2 separate regions of the Homo sapiens genome follow, and region 1 is linked to region 2. A link is an interaction called in ENCODE POLR2A ChIA-PET data of the cell type or tissue named here. Cell type or tissue: Caco-2. All regions are shown on one strand.

Region 1 (8,000 bases), 1.1 Mb before region 2:
CTGCAACACCTTCCTTACACTTACTTAAATCTTCACCCTGTGACTATTCCCATTTGGGACAAATGAGGCAGGCACGTGAGTATTTTCTCCCAAGTCACATAGTTGGGAGGTGGCAGAGCCTGCCCCAGAAGCTGCATGCTCAATTCTGCCCTGTGTTGCCTTTGGCTAAAACAAAATCAAACTTGCCTCCCATCATGCCAGCTGCTGGAATTCCACTGACTGTCCAAAACAAAGGAAGTGGAGCAGATCAGAGGAATGATCCATATTTGGAGATTGTTAAGGAGGGAAAACACCAATTTTGTTCTGTTCTGGTCTCACCCGTAGTACAAACATGGAAAGGTGCTTTCAACTCATCCATTTGTGTGCTTCCTCATGCAACAAATATTTGTGGAGCACTTACTATGTGCCAAGTACTGATGTGGGCACCATGTGACCTAACTCATAACTTTCACAGCAATTCCAGGGCATGGGTGCTCTGAGCTTGGTATCTCCCATTTTACAGATGTGGAAACTGAGTCACAGAGTGATGCACTCACTGGTTACTCACCTGGGTCCCCTTTGAATGGAAGCCACCTCACCTCTCACCCACGCTGTCACCACCGCACTCCACCCCAGGTCAAATGTCACCACCGCTGTGCAGACGCCCCTGACCTTCCTGGCAGAGTTCAGGACTCCCTCCGAGGACTCCCTTGGGCTCTTTCATTTTGCTCTTCGGGGCTCTGGTCAAATGGTGCTTAAAGTTTTATCTGCACATGTATCTCCCCTGTAGCCTGCTAGCTTCCTGAGAAGACAGACTAGCTTTATATTCCCAGGGATTGGCACAGGTTAGGGACTTCAGCAATGTTTGTGAATGAATAGGTGATTGAATGGATAGATTGTGGGACTTCAGTAATTCCTTGTTTGTTCTTTGTTTGTTTGTTTGTTTTAGACAGAATCTTGCTCTGTCACTCAGGCTGGAGTGCAGTGGTTTGATCTCGGCTCACTGCAATCTCCGCCTCCTGGGTTCAAGTGATTCTCCTGCCTCAGCTTCCCGAGTAGTTGTGATTACAGGCGTGCACCACCACACCAGCTAATTTTTGTATTTTTAGGAGAGAGGGGGTTTCACCATGTTAGCCAGGCTGGTCTCGAACTCCTGACCTCAAGTGATCTGCCCGCCTCGGCCTCCCAAAGTGTTGGGATTACAGTGTTGTGGGCCGCCGTGCCCGGCCTTCAGTAATTCCTATTAGTGCCTTAGGCGTTCCCTTGACCCTTGAGTATGTTTCTCTGTGCTGCTGAGAGAGAGAGGGTGATGCACACAGACACAGTGAGAGTGGGAGAGAATCACAGAGATGAAGACAGGCCGGGAGGCCCAAAGAAGACCCAAAAGAGAGGACAGGGAAAGGAAGGAGGACGGAGGAGAAGGAGCCTCCAATGCAGCTTAAGCCCCGAGGGTGGCGGTGTCAACAGCAAGGCACCTCTCCACCCCTCCCACCTCCCTCTAGGCACTGGGCCTCATGCCATTCATTGCACAGGCAAAGCAAACTCCTACCCCAGGGCCTTTGCACAAGCAGTTTCTTCTGCCTGAAATGTTCTTCCCCTAGGTCTTGACCTGGCTCTCTCCTTCTCACCATCTGTGTGTGTATTCGGGGGGTGAGGGGGAAGGGAGCTCAGAGAAACCTTCTCCAATGCCTTTCAGAAAGAACTCACCATAATTCTACCACAATCGCTGTTACTGTTTTTCTTTCAAAACCATTAGCCCCAGGTGGCAGTGTGCTATTTGTTAACTTGTTTATGTTGTCTACCCCATGGAGTGTGGCACCAGGCATGAGGGCTGGCAGGCTCTATTTAGGTTCTGCTTTAACCCCTGTGTCTAGTACATAGGAATTACTTAGTGAATATGTGTATTGGACATTGTGGATAAAGGAAGGAAAGAGGGAGGGAGGGAAGAATGAAAGAAAGAAGGAAGCTCCCAGCTGCTCTCCTTGCTAAACCCCACTGCAGAATGCTGTGTGCAGAGGCAAATAGAAATTGTTCAGGAAGCAGGCAGGAAAGCTGTGCCCTCTGCGCACTCTCTGTGTCGTAAGGGTCAAGGTCTGAATGCCGGCTCTTAGCAACTCTGGCCAAGAGGATGCTCTTCTAGAAGGAATGTGTCCTTCCTGAAGCAGCCAGGGGCCCGGGACAGGCTATTTGAGGCCTCCTCTATGCCTTATTATGGCAGAGACGGCTCAGAACTTTCCTCAAGCAACAAGAGAGAGCAGGGAAATACAGAACCAATGCAGACCTCCACGTGGGTGTCATCTCAGAGGAAGCAGCAAGGTCATCTGTCCCCTGCAAGGGAAGAAAGAAACCCTTTTCTTTGCTTTCATTTGTTCTGAGGCCTGGAACAGCAGCTGCACTTTTTTTCCTGGCAAGCTGGAGAATTAGGGCGGGCACAGATCTCCTTTAAAAGGGAAAATATTTCTCTCCATTCTCAGGAACCTCAGTCGAAAGGAAACACTCCTCACTCTGAGGCCTGTTTTGTGCCTTCCCCTGTCCATGCTGCAGGCCCCAGTCTCAGCCTCAGCACAGGTGACATTTAAGGGATGGCTCTGGAGCTGACCCCACTGCCTCTAGCATTAGGACCAGACCTCAGTTTTCTCTTTAGTAAAGAGAGCCTGATAATTTCTCCTCTCTGAAGACTGCTGTGGGGGTGGATGAACCCTTGCAGGCCATGAGGTGGCAGCTCCAGGGGACAGATGGCTGCCTGTGGGAATGATGCCCCGTGCAGCCAAATCTCCTCCTTCTTCTTTAAAGACAAATCAGAAATCTGAATGGTTTATCTGGAATCTCCCAACTGATTAAAAATAATGTCAATGACTTATGGTCTGCACTCAGTCAGTCTCCTTAATTATATAGAAGTGGAAAGAGCAATGAACTAGCAGTTAAAATGCTTTGTATTTGAGGCCCAGCTCTGCTACCTCCCAGTGGGGTAACTTGACCTTCCACCTTGCCAGGACTCAGTTTTCTCGTTGGTAACCTGGGGATACTAGCCACACAGTCAATGAACAATGGGTTGCTGCAACATTTAAATGAAATAATGTAAATGAAAAGACTTTGGGAAGTGCAGTTCATTCATTCACTTGCTCATTAACTCAAATAATAATCATTAGTGAACTATTTTGGAGCAAACACTGTTCTTGATCCCTGGGGTGTAGATAGACAGAGTAACATGGTCATTAAAGGTGAGGACGCTGAACTAGACTGCCTAGGACCAAAGTCAGGCTCTTTAACTCACTAACTTTGGGATAGGCAATAATAATACCTGACTGAAAGGGCTATTGTCAGGTTTAAAAGAGTTAATATATGTAAAGCATTCACAACATGCCTGGCACAGAGCAGCTGCTATAGAAGCTTTTGATCATAAAAGATCATTTTCTTTAACATCAACAGTGGAGAAGTTAAATTACACTTTAAGAAGACATAGCTGAATATCTTACCTTAAAAAATACTAGAAGGCTTAAAAGAATAGAGCAATGAACACTGGTGTAACCTTTTAGAAAGTTTTACAGCCACAATTCTTTAAATACAGAGTGAGGTTTTAATGATTAATCATTAACCATTGAGAACACACAGATATGTGGAATGTCTTAATTTATTAGTTGCTATGGTTTAGATATTTGTCCCCTCCAAACCTTATGTTGAAATTTGATCCTCAGTGTTGAACGTGGGGCCTAATGGGAGGTGCTTAGGTCATGGGGGTGGGTCCCTCATTAATAGATTAATTCCCTCCCTGGGGAGGACAGTAGGTTCTCCCTCTATTAGTTCCCCATATAGTTGGTTGCTAAAAGGGGTCTGACACTCCCCTCCGCCTTGCTTCCTCTCCCACTGTGGATCTCTGCACATGCCAGTTCTCCTTCACTTGCCCCCGTGAGTGGAAGCTGCCTGAGGCCCTCATTAGATACCCAGTCTTGAACTTTTCCAGACAGCAGAATTGGGAGCCACATAAATGTTTTATTTGTTGTTGTTGTTGTTAATAAATTGCCCAGCCTTAGGTATTCCTTTACAGCAACATAAAATGGAGTAAGACATTAGGGACAGAGGCTAAGGATTAATTCTACTGCCATTATAACACCTTAGGTTCCTTTTTATGAAGTGCCACTTTAATGACACAAATGACACATGAATACATTTCCCTTATTAAAAATAATGAAAACATTTGCATGAGGCTCAAGTCCTCTTTGAAATCTGGTGTTATTCTGCAGTAACATAAAAGGGAAAAGCCGTAATTTCAGTAGCTTCAAGAAACAAGGATTATTTATTGTTCAAATCCATATCCATCTCAGGACAGTGGGGATGTCTACTCCACAACACTTTCACTCATATGCCTGTGATGGCAGCTCCTCCGCTATCTAGGATGTGTCAGCAAGGTAAGAATGCAAAACATTTACAGTACTGGATGGTAATGGCATCTTCCCCAGGCAACATACACACTTCCCATCACATTCCATTGGCTAGAACAGATCACATGACCACCCCCAACTTCACAAGGTGAAAAAATGTCAATCTTACCATGCACCTGACTCCATCGCTTACCAGCCACATGATTTTGGGAAAGTCACTGAATTTCTTTGTGCCTCAGTTTCCTCATGTGTAAATCAAGAAGAGAAATGTGGCACTTATTTCAGAGGATTGATAAAAGAAGTAAATGACATTAAAAATGTAAAGGGCTTAGAAAGGTGCTCAATAATATTAGCTATGATGAGAAGGAGGAAGATGATAAATAAATCTTTGTGTATGTTTAAGAGTGATCCATAAATAAATCCATAAATAAATCTTTGTGTATGTTTAAGAGTGATCTCATACTGTGGTTCTGTCCTGTAATCTATACGTGGCTGAATCTTCAATACTAGTAGAAAGAATACTCTTTGCTGTATTCTATAATTTTAGGGCATATGTGTATATATACACACATACATATTCATATATATGCACATATTCAATGTACAGATGGTCTCCAACTTATGATAGTTTGACTTACAATTTTTCAACTTTATGATAGTATGAAAGTGATATGCATTGAGCAGAAACTGCATTTTGAGTAGCCGTACAACCATTCCGTTTTTCACTTCAATAAATTCAATAAATTACATGAAATATTCAACACTTTTTAACAAAATAGGCTTTGTGTTCGCTGATTTTGCCCAACTATAGGCAAATGTAAGTGTTCTCAGCACATGTAAGGTAGGCTAGGCTAAGCTACGATGTTTGGTAGGTTAGGTGTATTAAATACATTTTTAATTTAATGATATTTTCAACTTTATGATGGGTTAATCAGGATGTAACCTCATTGTAAATTGAAGAGCATCTGTAGTATAACGTAATACAATAAATATACATGCAAAGTACCTCTTTCCTTCTGTTTCCACGAAACCTGACTGACATACAGTTTTACTGCATTTAGCCTGAGTCCAGAGGCACAATTCACAGAGCAAACAATGGGTTCATGTTCGGTATTTCCTGATGTGGTCAAGGGAGCAGGGCTGTTCTTGGCAGGCAGTTCTCGCCCACGTGCTAGCTGGCCCTCGGCTGGCTGATGTCAGAGACAACACATGGGTCAGGGAGCTCAGATGCTTGAATGGTGACACAGCTGGAACCCCAGTTAGTACATGAGAGAGGAAAGCAGAATGAGTTGAGGTCAGTAGAGGGCACGTGGGACAGGTGTCGGAGCTGAAGTGTGGAGAAAGGGAGGGATGTGGGCAGAAGCCAAGTTCTGGTAGCAGAGGCTCTGAGAGCAGCCTGCATTTGTGGTGGTGGGGGCAGAGGTCGGGACTACTGCGATCCAGGCACCCAAAGGTCAGTAGAGTCAAAGGGCTCAAGGACTTCGGGTTGACTCTGGATGATGACATGCCCGGATGGGCGTGAGTGGACAGGTGCCTTGTACCTGCGGAGTGATATGGTTTGGATGTTTGTCCCCTTCAAATCTCATGTTGAAATGTGACCTCCAATGTTGGAGGTGGGGCCAGGTGGGAGGTGACTGGATCATGGGGGTGGATATCTTGCCAAGGGCTGAGCGCCATCCCCTTGGTAATGAGCGAGTTCTTGCTCTGAGAATGGATTGTTTACAAGAATATGGCACGTCCCCCGCACCTTGCTCCTTCTCTCACCATGTAATGCCCCGGCTCCCTTTCACCTTCCCCTATGATTGGAAGCTTCCTGAGGCCTCGTGAGAGGCAGATGCTGGCAACACACTTTCTGTACGGCCTGCAGCGCCACGAGTGAATTAAGCTTCTTTTCCTTAAAAATTACCCAGCCTCAGGTATTTATTTACAGCAATGCAAAAACGGACTAACACACCCAGCATTCACCCCCATGCTTCTGAAGCCACACTCTTGAGCTTGCTCTAGAAAACACAGCTTTGCTGGTCTCCGGTCTGTGCCAGGGTGATCATGTGACTCAGGCTTGGCCAATGAGGTTTCACATGACTCTGCCCACAATGATTGGTTCAGGAATGGCACGTGACCGAGTCAGAGCCAATCAGACCTCATCCTGGACCTCTGCTGGGGGACAGGGTGGGAGGTGTAAAACTGAGGCTTCTGAGCCACCAGGGGATGGCATCTGTCTCAGTGCAATTTCAATCCAGCAAAGTCACTCTGAGACAGATAGAAATGTGATAACAAGGTTTTACCCTCTGGAATTGGATGTGCCCAAGGCCAGCTCTATCACTGGCTTTTCCTTGGCAGGAGGCCATAGATTCTTTTCCTTATCTGAAGCCAGGTGGACTTGGGTTTCTGGCCACCTACAACCAAGTGTATCCTGGTAGCTAGAATGTGCCTCTTTGAAGACTGATGTTCATTGTCTTAGAGTGGAAAAGTAGACTGGCCACCCTGCAAATACTCTTGCAGACTTTCCTGGTCCATCTAGAAAAAATTCTTTTAGCTTCTCAAAAATTGCAGTTTACTTCCGTGCTCCCGAAGAAACCCAGTGTTAATTCATCCTTGAAGGGTACATGTCTTTGGAAGAGCTTTCCATGGCCTCTAATGTCAATTTTCCTTTTGATAATTTGTCTCTGCAGTATTAATGTCCAATGCAGTTTCATCCCCATCCAGCCCACCCTAAAATCGCCATAGTAGCCAATCATTGATTGATTTGCTTTCTTTTTAAAATAAGTCCTAGTTGAACCCCTAAAGTGTGTTTACTTTGAATGCATTACAATTGTACTTATCAAATTAGAACTGTATTACTCCCCCTTAAGTTACCTTGAAAACAAAATCAATAGTTTATTTAACCAGAATCAAGAAAAGAAAAAAAATACCCCGAGGAATCTGTGTAATAAGTTTTACTTGGAAAGAAACAATGTGGATAAACATGGAGAAAGCATTTCAGTGTAAAGCAGGGTGTATGGGTAGCTTGGAGGAATAAACAGGCACCAAATTTAATACTGTTCATTTCTGTGCACCTTCTTATAAATAGCAGGCCTTTGTCAAGCATGGGTTGCTTTCTGAGCAAGCAGTAGAAATAAACAATCGTATGACATTTTTAATAGTGACAGCAATTGGATTTAATGCAGGTATTTATACTATACTATTCTTTAAGTAAATATTTGAGACCCTTACAAAATTGGGCTGCTCATCAGTGCCTCCAACTTGGACTATAGGGACAAAATGTGCTCTAATTCAGATACCACCAGTTAGGCTCCCTGTGTGTGTTTTAAATTTGCAATTCCTCCGGTTTTTCTGTCCCCAGGTCGTAGCTCCTCAGTACTGAGCAGAAATGACAATTCCCCATGGAGTGACAGATGTGGCCCAATATCCTCTATGACCTGAGACTTCCCATCAGTTAATCTCCAGCTGGCACTTGGAAAATATCTGATTGTAATCAGGAGGTGCATTCTTCAAGGACTGATGAGCGTCTCCTGGGGGATGGATGGTTGGATGAAATCTGAACGCAAGAGGAAATCAGAGAGTTGGCTCTTTTGCCAGCTTCTAAATCTATCTTTTCCAGGTCTCCACATGCTGGTCCTAGAGGTCATAGAATTCTAGAGT
Region 2 (8,000 bases):
CTATGGGGGCTGTTTTGGGAATCTGAGTCATGGCCATAGGCACACTCCATCCATTTCTGTGGTGTCATGTTCCTTAAACACCCCATTCCCAGGATGGAAAGCTAACCCCACCCTCCAACCCTGTATCCCCGCCGAGGTGTGGCTTCTCCCTACCTGTCTTGGTTGCACTGTAGATGTTCTCAATAGGAAACACAGACCCCAGGCCATATAGCAGGACTTTGGCCAGGGCAGGAATTAGTTGAGTGGTGGTGACCAGCACATTGACACAGTTGGGCCTAAGGACAAAGGAGACTGTGGATCAGAACTCAGAGGGACCACAAGGCCAGGCCTCCTCTTGCTGCATGAGCCTGCAGTTGGCGGGAAATCTGGTAGGCTTGGAGGCTATGGCTGTCATCTTCAGGTATGTTAGGGCCCAAGGATTCTCAGGCTGTTCCTCTCTTTTAAGCCTGAAGCTGCCTGACATAGTGAAATGTAGTATGGGGGGAATACTTTTCTTATATAAAAAGCAAATGTTTATTGCAAGGGCCATACACTTAAATAGTTGCGGGTAATGTAAATGAGTGATATGGAACAAGTGTAGGACAAGAGGGAGAGGTGGGGAATAGAGTAAGCTGGAGCCTGCATGCCAGTTCTCATCTTTTGGGAGAATCCAGAAACCTGGAAACCTGTTGGGCCCTGAAAAGTCTCTGCCGCTATTAGCTCAGCTATGCTCCAAGGTATCCACTGAGCCTTGTGCACTTAAGCTTTATTAAATATTTGGGCTGGGAGTGGTGGCTCACACCTGCAATCCCAGTACTTTGGGAGGCCGAGGCGGGTGGATCACCTGAGGTCAGGAGTTCGAGACAAGCCTGGCCAACATGGTGAAACCCCATCTCTACTAAATACAAAAATTAGCTAGGTGTGGTGGTGCACACCTGCAATCCCAGCTACTCAGGAGGCTGAGGCCGGAGAATTGCTTGAACCTGGGAGGGAGAGGTTGTGATGAGCCGAGATCACGCTACTGCACTCCAGCCTGGGCGACAGAGTGAGACTCCATATCAAAAAAAAAAAATATTTGGAAAGTGTACAAGTGAGAGTTTGAGGAGTCCAATTCTCCCAAGTGTGGACATGCAGGAGCCACCACTGTCTACTGCGAGAAAGTTCAGTGGCACAGAGGAAAATGAGGGCTGCCACTTGCCGGGAGTTGATGAGGTTTAGTGCCTTCAGGGAGTGGGTCAGCCAGAGGTCTGTGAGAGCTTCCAGCTCAGCTCGGAGCTGTAGCCAGGTCTCCCTTTTGGGAGTGCCTATCAACCCTGTGGACAAAGGAAATAAAGATGTAGTCATCGTATTAGAAAGATCTGGGGGATGAAGGTAGGGAACAGGAATCTAGCTACTGTACCCTGAGGGTTAAAATCAGATGACAACCCAAAGTAAACTTCAATCCAGTGGCTTCTCTCAATCTTATCCTGAGATCAACAGATTGATAGATTAATCCATCCACTGACTGATTCACCCATCCACCCATCCACCCTTCCATTCATCCATCCATCCATCCACCCACCTATCCACCCATCTATCTACCTACCCACCTATCCACCCATCCATCCACCCAATATCCATCCATCCACCCATCCATCCATCTGCCCAATATCCATCCATCCATCCACCCACCCACCTATCCACCCATCCATCCACCCAATATCCATCCATCCACCCATCCATCCATCCACCCAATATCCAACCATCCATCTATCCACCCACCCACCCATCAATCTACCCACACACCCACCCACCCATCAGTCTACCCACCCACCCATCCACCCATCCACCCACACACCCATCCACCCATCTACCCACCCACCTATCCACCCAACCACCCATCTACCCCATATCCATCCATCCATGCATCCAACAAAAAATTCAGGAGTACCTTCTAAGTACTTGATATTGTAATAGGCACTGAATGTACAGATATGAACAAAAATATGCAGATTATAGAGCTTATATTGTTATGGTGGAGACAGGGAATTAATAATAACATAAAAAATGATGAACATTTTTGAGTGCTTATGTGCAGGGCTCTGCTTTTAACATGATTTATTTCATTCTCACAATGACCATAGAGGTGGACACCATTTTTATTTCTATATTTTTAGGTAAAGAAACAGGCTTTGTGATGTTGACTGACTTGCTCACCATAGGGAGAAAATAATAGACACCTATCCACCCATCCATCCACCTACCCACGTATCTACCCATCCATCCACCCAATATCCATCCATCCACCCACCCACCCATCCACCCATCTACCCACCCACCCATCCACCCATCCACCTATCTACCCCCACATTCATCCATCCATGCATCCAACAAAAAATTCAGGAGTGCCTTCTAGGTGCTTGATATTGTAATAGGCACTGAATGCACAGATATGAACAAAAATGGACACAGGTCCGGCACCCAGGCAGCTGGCTTCCAGAGCTACCCTGGGTATTTCTCAACCTGCCATTCTCTCAGCCTTCAGTAGCTTTAAGATAAAGTTCAAAACCCCCAGCAGCATGATCCTGTCCCTACTGAGTTTCATCTCCTGCCGCTGTCTTTCCATTCCAGCCTGGAGGCCTCGTTTGTTCCCTGAAACACCAAGTGGACTCCTGCCCCAGGACCTTTGCACACCTCATTTCAGAACATGGACCACTCTTTTATCTCATCTTCTGCTTTTGCCTGGCTAAATCCTTCACACTCTGCATTTGGGCCTTGTCTTTTTTTTTTTTTTTTGAGACAAGATCTTGCTCTGTCACCCAGGCTGGAGTGCAGTGGTGTGATCAAGGCTCACTGCAGCCTCAGTCTCCCAGGTTCAAGCAATCCTGCAATCCTTCCACCTTAGCCTCCTGAGTAGCTGGAACTACAGATGCCTGCCACCATGTCCGGCTAAATTTTGTATTTTTCATAGAGGTGGGGTCTTGCTATGTTGCCCAAACTGGTCTTGAACTCCTGGCCTCAAGCAATCCTGCCTTGGCCTCCCAAAGTGCTGGAATTACAGGTGTGAACCTCTGCATCCTGCCTTACGGCCTCATCTTAAATGTCATTTGTTCTGGAAGGTCTAACCTGATCTCTCCAGGCTGGGTCAGGTCCCTTTAGTTTATATTCTCCCAACACACTGTAGCTCTTCTTCACAGCACTTCTCACAACTCTAATTTTAAGTGTATCTGTGTGACGATGTGTTTGGCATCTGCCTTGGCCATTAGGCTATTCACTCTAGGGCAGAGGGCAGGGACCAAGTCAGTCTTGTTCGCCATCATAGCAGCAGTTTCTGTAGCAGGGGCTGGCCTGTGCTTGATGCTCAATCAGTATTTGTTGAAGGAAGAATGAATTAATTAGGACAAAATGCTGCCTGTGCTATGGAGACATCGTCTTCTCTACATAGAAGAGCCCAGTGTCCAAACTGGGCCTTATGTCATCTGGACACCGCCAGCTCTCTCATCCTGTCCTGGACCACGTGCCCCCTCACTCCAGCTATTCAGCTATGCTGGCCTTCTTTATCTTTCTGAAAAGTGTCAAACTCTTTTTGTCTCAGAGACTTTTCATTTGCTGTTTGTGGTAGACACTTAGTTGCCATCCACTATCCATTTTTTTCACTTGTAATTAGTAAAAATATAAATACAAAAGGATCTTCTCATTAGTAATAAGAATCCTGATTTTGGCTGGGTGAGGTGGCCCACGCCTGTAACCCCAGCACTTTGGGAGGCTGAGGTGGGAGGATCGCTTGAGCCAGGGGTTTGAGACCAGCCTGGGCAAGACAGGAAGGCCCCATCTTTACAAAAAATTTAAAAATTAGCCAGGCATGGTGGCATGTGCCTGTGGTCCCAGCTATTCTGAAGGCTGAGGTGGGAGGATCACTTGAGCCTAGGAGGTCGAGGGTGCAGTGAGCCGAGATCATGCCACTGCACTCCAGCCTGAGAAACAGAGTGAGACCCAGTCTCAATAAATAAATAAATAAATACAAAGATAGAAGGGGCCAGGCAGGGTGGCTCATGCCTGTAATCCCAGCACTTTTGGAGGCCGAGGCGGGCAGATCATCTGAGGTCAGGAGTTCGAGATCAGCCTGGCCAACGTGGTGAAATCCCGTCTCTATCTCTACTAAAAATACAAAAATTAGCCGGGTGTGGTGGCAGGCGCCTGTATTCCCAGCTACTTGGGAGGCTGAGGCAGGAGAATTGCTTGAACTCGGGAGGCGGAGGTTGCAGTGAGCCGAGATTGTGCCACTATACTCCAGCCTAGGTGGCAGAGTGAGACTCTGTCTCAAAAAAAAAAAAAGAAAGAAGGATCCTGGGATCCTGGGCTCATAACACTGTAGAGTACTTGGCCAGCTTGGAATGCCTACAGCTTTTGTATATAAGAAAAAAAATACATTTCTATCTGGTTTAAGCCATTGTTGTTTTTTGTGTTATTTTTTGGTTGGTTGTTCTTTTACTTATGCAGTTGAATGTAGCTGAACTGATTGACTCTTTGCTTGTATTGGTCATTCCCCAGCTCTGGGCATCTGGTTATCATTATTAGAATCTCATCTAGAATATTTAGAATACTGAGTTCAAATAGCCCTTCCTGAGAGATGGACTCTGGGTCTACTATTCCAAGTATCCCCTGGCCACCACTGCCCACGCTGGGCTCTCTGCCATATCTGTTTCTTCAATAGGTGTGATCATCCTCGAAATGACTGAATTAAGAATTTAAAGCCGGGCATGGTGGCTCATACCTGTAATCCCAGTACTTTGGGAGGCTGAGACGGGTGGATCACCTGAGCTCAGGAGTTCAAGACCAGCCTGGCCAACATGGTGAAACCTCATCTCTATTAAAAATACAAAAATTAGCCGGGCATGGTGGCATGTGCCTGTAATCCCAGCTACTCGGGAGGCTGAGGCAGGAGAGTCACTTGAACCTGGGAGGTAGAGGTTGCAGTGAGCCGAGATCATGCCACTGTATTCCAGCCTGGGTGACAGAGCAAGACTCCATCTCAAAAAAAAAAAAAAAAAAAAAGAATTTAAGTGATTTGCTCACTTGTTGATGGTCTGTTTCCTCCACTCACTGAATATAAACTCTTTGAAAACAGGGACCTTGTTTCTTTTGTTCACTGCTGAATCCACAACCTAGGCCTTTGACGATGGACACGTGGAAGAATGAATGAATGAATGAATCTTCTTACTGCTACATGTCCCATCTTCTCATTAGTCTATCAACTCTAGGAGAACACACGGCCTCTGGTTTTCCTCTGTCTCTGCACCTTCCCCACAGACCCTTAGCTGGAACCCTCAGTAACAATACAAACTCACAAGGCTCAGCACTTTTCAGTTGACAAAGGGCTTCCCAACGTGCTGTCTTGTGTAGCTGGCTGCCCAACCACCCCTACTTTGCTCCACGCTGGGAAGTGTGCTTCAAGCTGTTTCCTCGGCGTTTTCCTCCAGGCTTGGCCTCCTTCCCACCTTCCCCAGATAACAAAAGTGCCACTTAATGAGAGCTTATGTGTGTCAGATGCCGTTCTGAGCACCTTTCCTGTGTGAATTCACAACATCCTGGCATGAATCCTTGTGTATATTGTGTATATTGCAGACACTATTAGCCATCTACCAATGATGCTGGGCAGCATCACTGGCCCCATTTTGCACACGAGGAGGAAACTGAGGCACAGGGAGGTCAAATAACCTGCTCAGAGCTACATGGGAAGTGGTAGATGGAAGGATGACATCAGGCTAAGGCCCCTGATTTCAACCCCTGCCTCCTAGATGGTGATTTACTAAGCATTTTCTCTATTCTGTATTTTGCAGATGCCTTTCTTCCGAGTGTACCTTCTAAAACACTTGGAATCGTGGGGATCTGTGGTGATCCCTGGGCTGGAAGCCACGGCCATGCACCTGGCTAGTTCTGTGATGCAGGAACAGCTGGGTTGGGGAAGGAGACCGGCATGCCGCTGGCTGTGGGCTCCTCACTGGCTGACGCCTTGGGTGCTCTCCCCTCAGCTATGGGTGAGCAGAGCAGCCTGACAAAGCCCTGGCATTTCCTGGGCCTTAACCTGGATGGGGAACAGATGCTCTCTGGCGGCCAACCCCATCCCTGTCTCACCTGAGTCAGCCCTCCTGCTCCCCTCCTCCCTCCGTGCAGGGCTGGGTACAAAGGCTGGGACCTGACCAGAGCTTGCTGCTTCACTCCTGCAATCAACACACTCACATCTGAGAGGCCACCAAGTGTGGCCCTGAAGGGCAGAGGTGGTGCAGTCACCCAGCCTGGGACTCCACTGTGGCCCTTCTGCCTGGGCTGTGTGACGCTGGGCAGGTTACTTAACCTCCGTCATCTCAGTTTCTGCTTTCAAGCAACACCGTTGATAAAAACATTTACCTTACAGGCATGCTGTGAAGAGTGAAGGAGCTAGTCCATGAAAACGGTGGCAAAACTGGCAGAGCGAGTGCTCCTTAAACATTAGCTACTGCCAGGACCGCGCTTAGCACGTGGGCTGCATTAGCACCGCAGCCATGAACACGACGGGAAGTCTGTCCCAAAGAACGGATGGGAAAGCTCCAGGGACAGTAGAAGACGCAGGGGAACCCGAGGCTCCCAAGCAAAACTGAGAGCAACTCGTGACAAATGCCACCATTTATTGAGTTCCCGCTGTGTATCAGGCATGGAGTCATGCCTTTTGTATGCACTAACAATAAATCTCTCAATAATCCAGGGAAGCAGAAGTATTTGTATTCTCCATTTCATAGATTTAAAGACTAAGGCTCATTAAGATGACCGTATGTATGTTGCCTAAGGCCACATAGCTAGAAAGTTGTAGAGCTGCGACTGGAAGTGTGTTCTGTCCAGTTTGAGAACCGGGACTCTATTCTTTCTAGGAATGGAGGGAGGGGGCCCTAGAAGTTTTTGGGGCCAATGTGTATATTGCAGACACTATTAGCCACCTACTCAAACCCTGCCCTTATGGGCCAGTGGTTGGTTCCAGGCACTGTGGCAACCAGGAAGACTCCCAGATGTCTCCTGAGGAGGGCGCAGTACCACCCCTAGTTAAAAACCTCTGTTCTAGAGAACTCCAGAATTCTCTAGACTACGGCTGAGCCAGCCTCGCCTTCAGTGCCTTCAGACTTCTTGTTTGGGGCAATGAGCAAATGTTCCTAGTACCTGAAGCCAGGGGGCGGGTCTCTCCTTGGCTGCACTTAGAATTCCCCAGGGATCTTTATGACTCCTGATGTCCAGGCTGCAGTGATACCAAGACCACCAGCAACTGAAACTCCCTGGGTGGTTCCAATGAGAGCCACGTGTGAGAACCAGTGACTTCTAGGGCTTCTTCAACTTTAATGCCTCCACAGTCACCTGGCGGGCTTGTCAAAAATGCAGATTCTGGGCCAGGCAGGTGGTGCATGCCTCTAATCCCAGCTACTTGGGAGGCTGAGGTGGGAAGATCACTTGAGGCCAGAAGTAGTTTGAGACCAGCCTGGGCAGCATAGCAAGACCTTGTCTCAAAAATAAAAAAAAATTTTTTAAAGCAGATTCTGAGTCAGTTGCCCAGGATGAGGCCTGAGACCCTGCACGTTTTTTTTTTTTTTTTTTTTTTTACGGGGTCTCACTTTGTTGCCCAGGCTGGGGTGCAGTGGTGTAATCTTGGGTCACTGCAGACTCTGCCTGCTGGTGACCCTGCACTTCTAACCAGCTCCGGGGGATGCTGATGTGGTTGGTCTGCGGACAACAATCTGAGATGCAAAGACTCAAGGCACAGGTCCTCCCGATTCCAGGGGGATTCTGGAATTCCAGAATCCAAGGGGGGATTCCAGGGCTGTGAAAACACAGATTCTGGGCCCCAGCGCAGAGTTTCAGATTTGCTAGGCCTGAGGTAGGGCCAGAGAATCTGCATTTTCAACACATCCCCAGGTGATGCTGTCGCTGCTACTTGGAGGACCACACTGTGAGAGCCTCTGGCTGTGGGTAAGAGAATTCCGCCCCCACGTCCACCCCGCGCCATTTGTGGCCTGAAGGAT

Evidence for each region. Peaks named below come from ENCODE experiments on the same cell type or tissue, not always from the same donor. Only the 100,000 strongest peaks of a DNase experiment are listed, where the experiment ranks them.
Region 1: POLR2A ChIA-PET joins it to region 2 with 13 read pairs; 2 of 35 experiments call an interaction of 5 or more read pairs at or near these places.

What each region holds. Positions count from the first base shown.
Region 1 is chr20:48,281,477-48,289,476 of GRCh38, reverse strand. LOC124904924 (a long non-coding RNA gene) reads right to left here. Exons shown (of 2, transcript XR_007067634.1): 2 at 7,280-8,000. Among named protein-coding and RNA genes, the nearest start is that of LINC00494, 74 kb to the left of the region's middle. In Caco-2, no CTCF peak of the experiment used is centred here; DNase peaks (open chromatin) are centred at 2,076, 3,706, 4,426 and 6,444.
Region 2 is chr20:47,173,090-47,181,089 of GRCh38, reverse strand. It overlaps EYA2 (EYA transcriptional coactivator and phosphatase 2), which reads right to left. Exons shown (of 16, transcript NM_005244.5): 13 at 1,178-1,292; 14 at 154-275. Among named protein-coding and RNA genes, the nearest start is that of MIR3616, 10 kb to the right of the region's middle. In Caco-2, a CTCF peak has its summit at 7,081; a DNase peak (open chromatin) is centred at 7,156.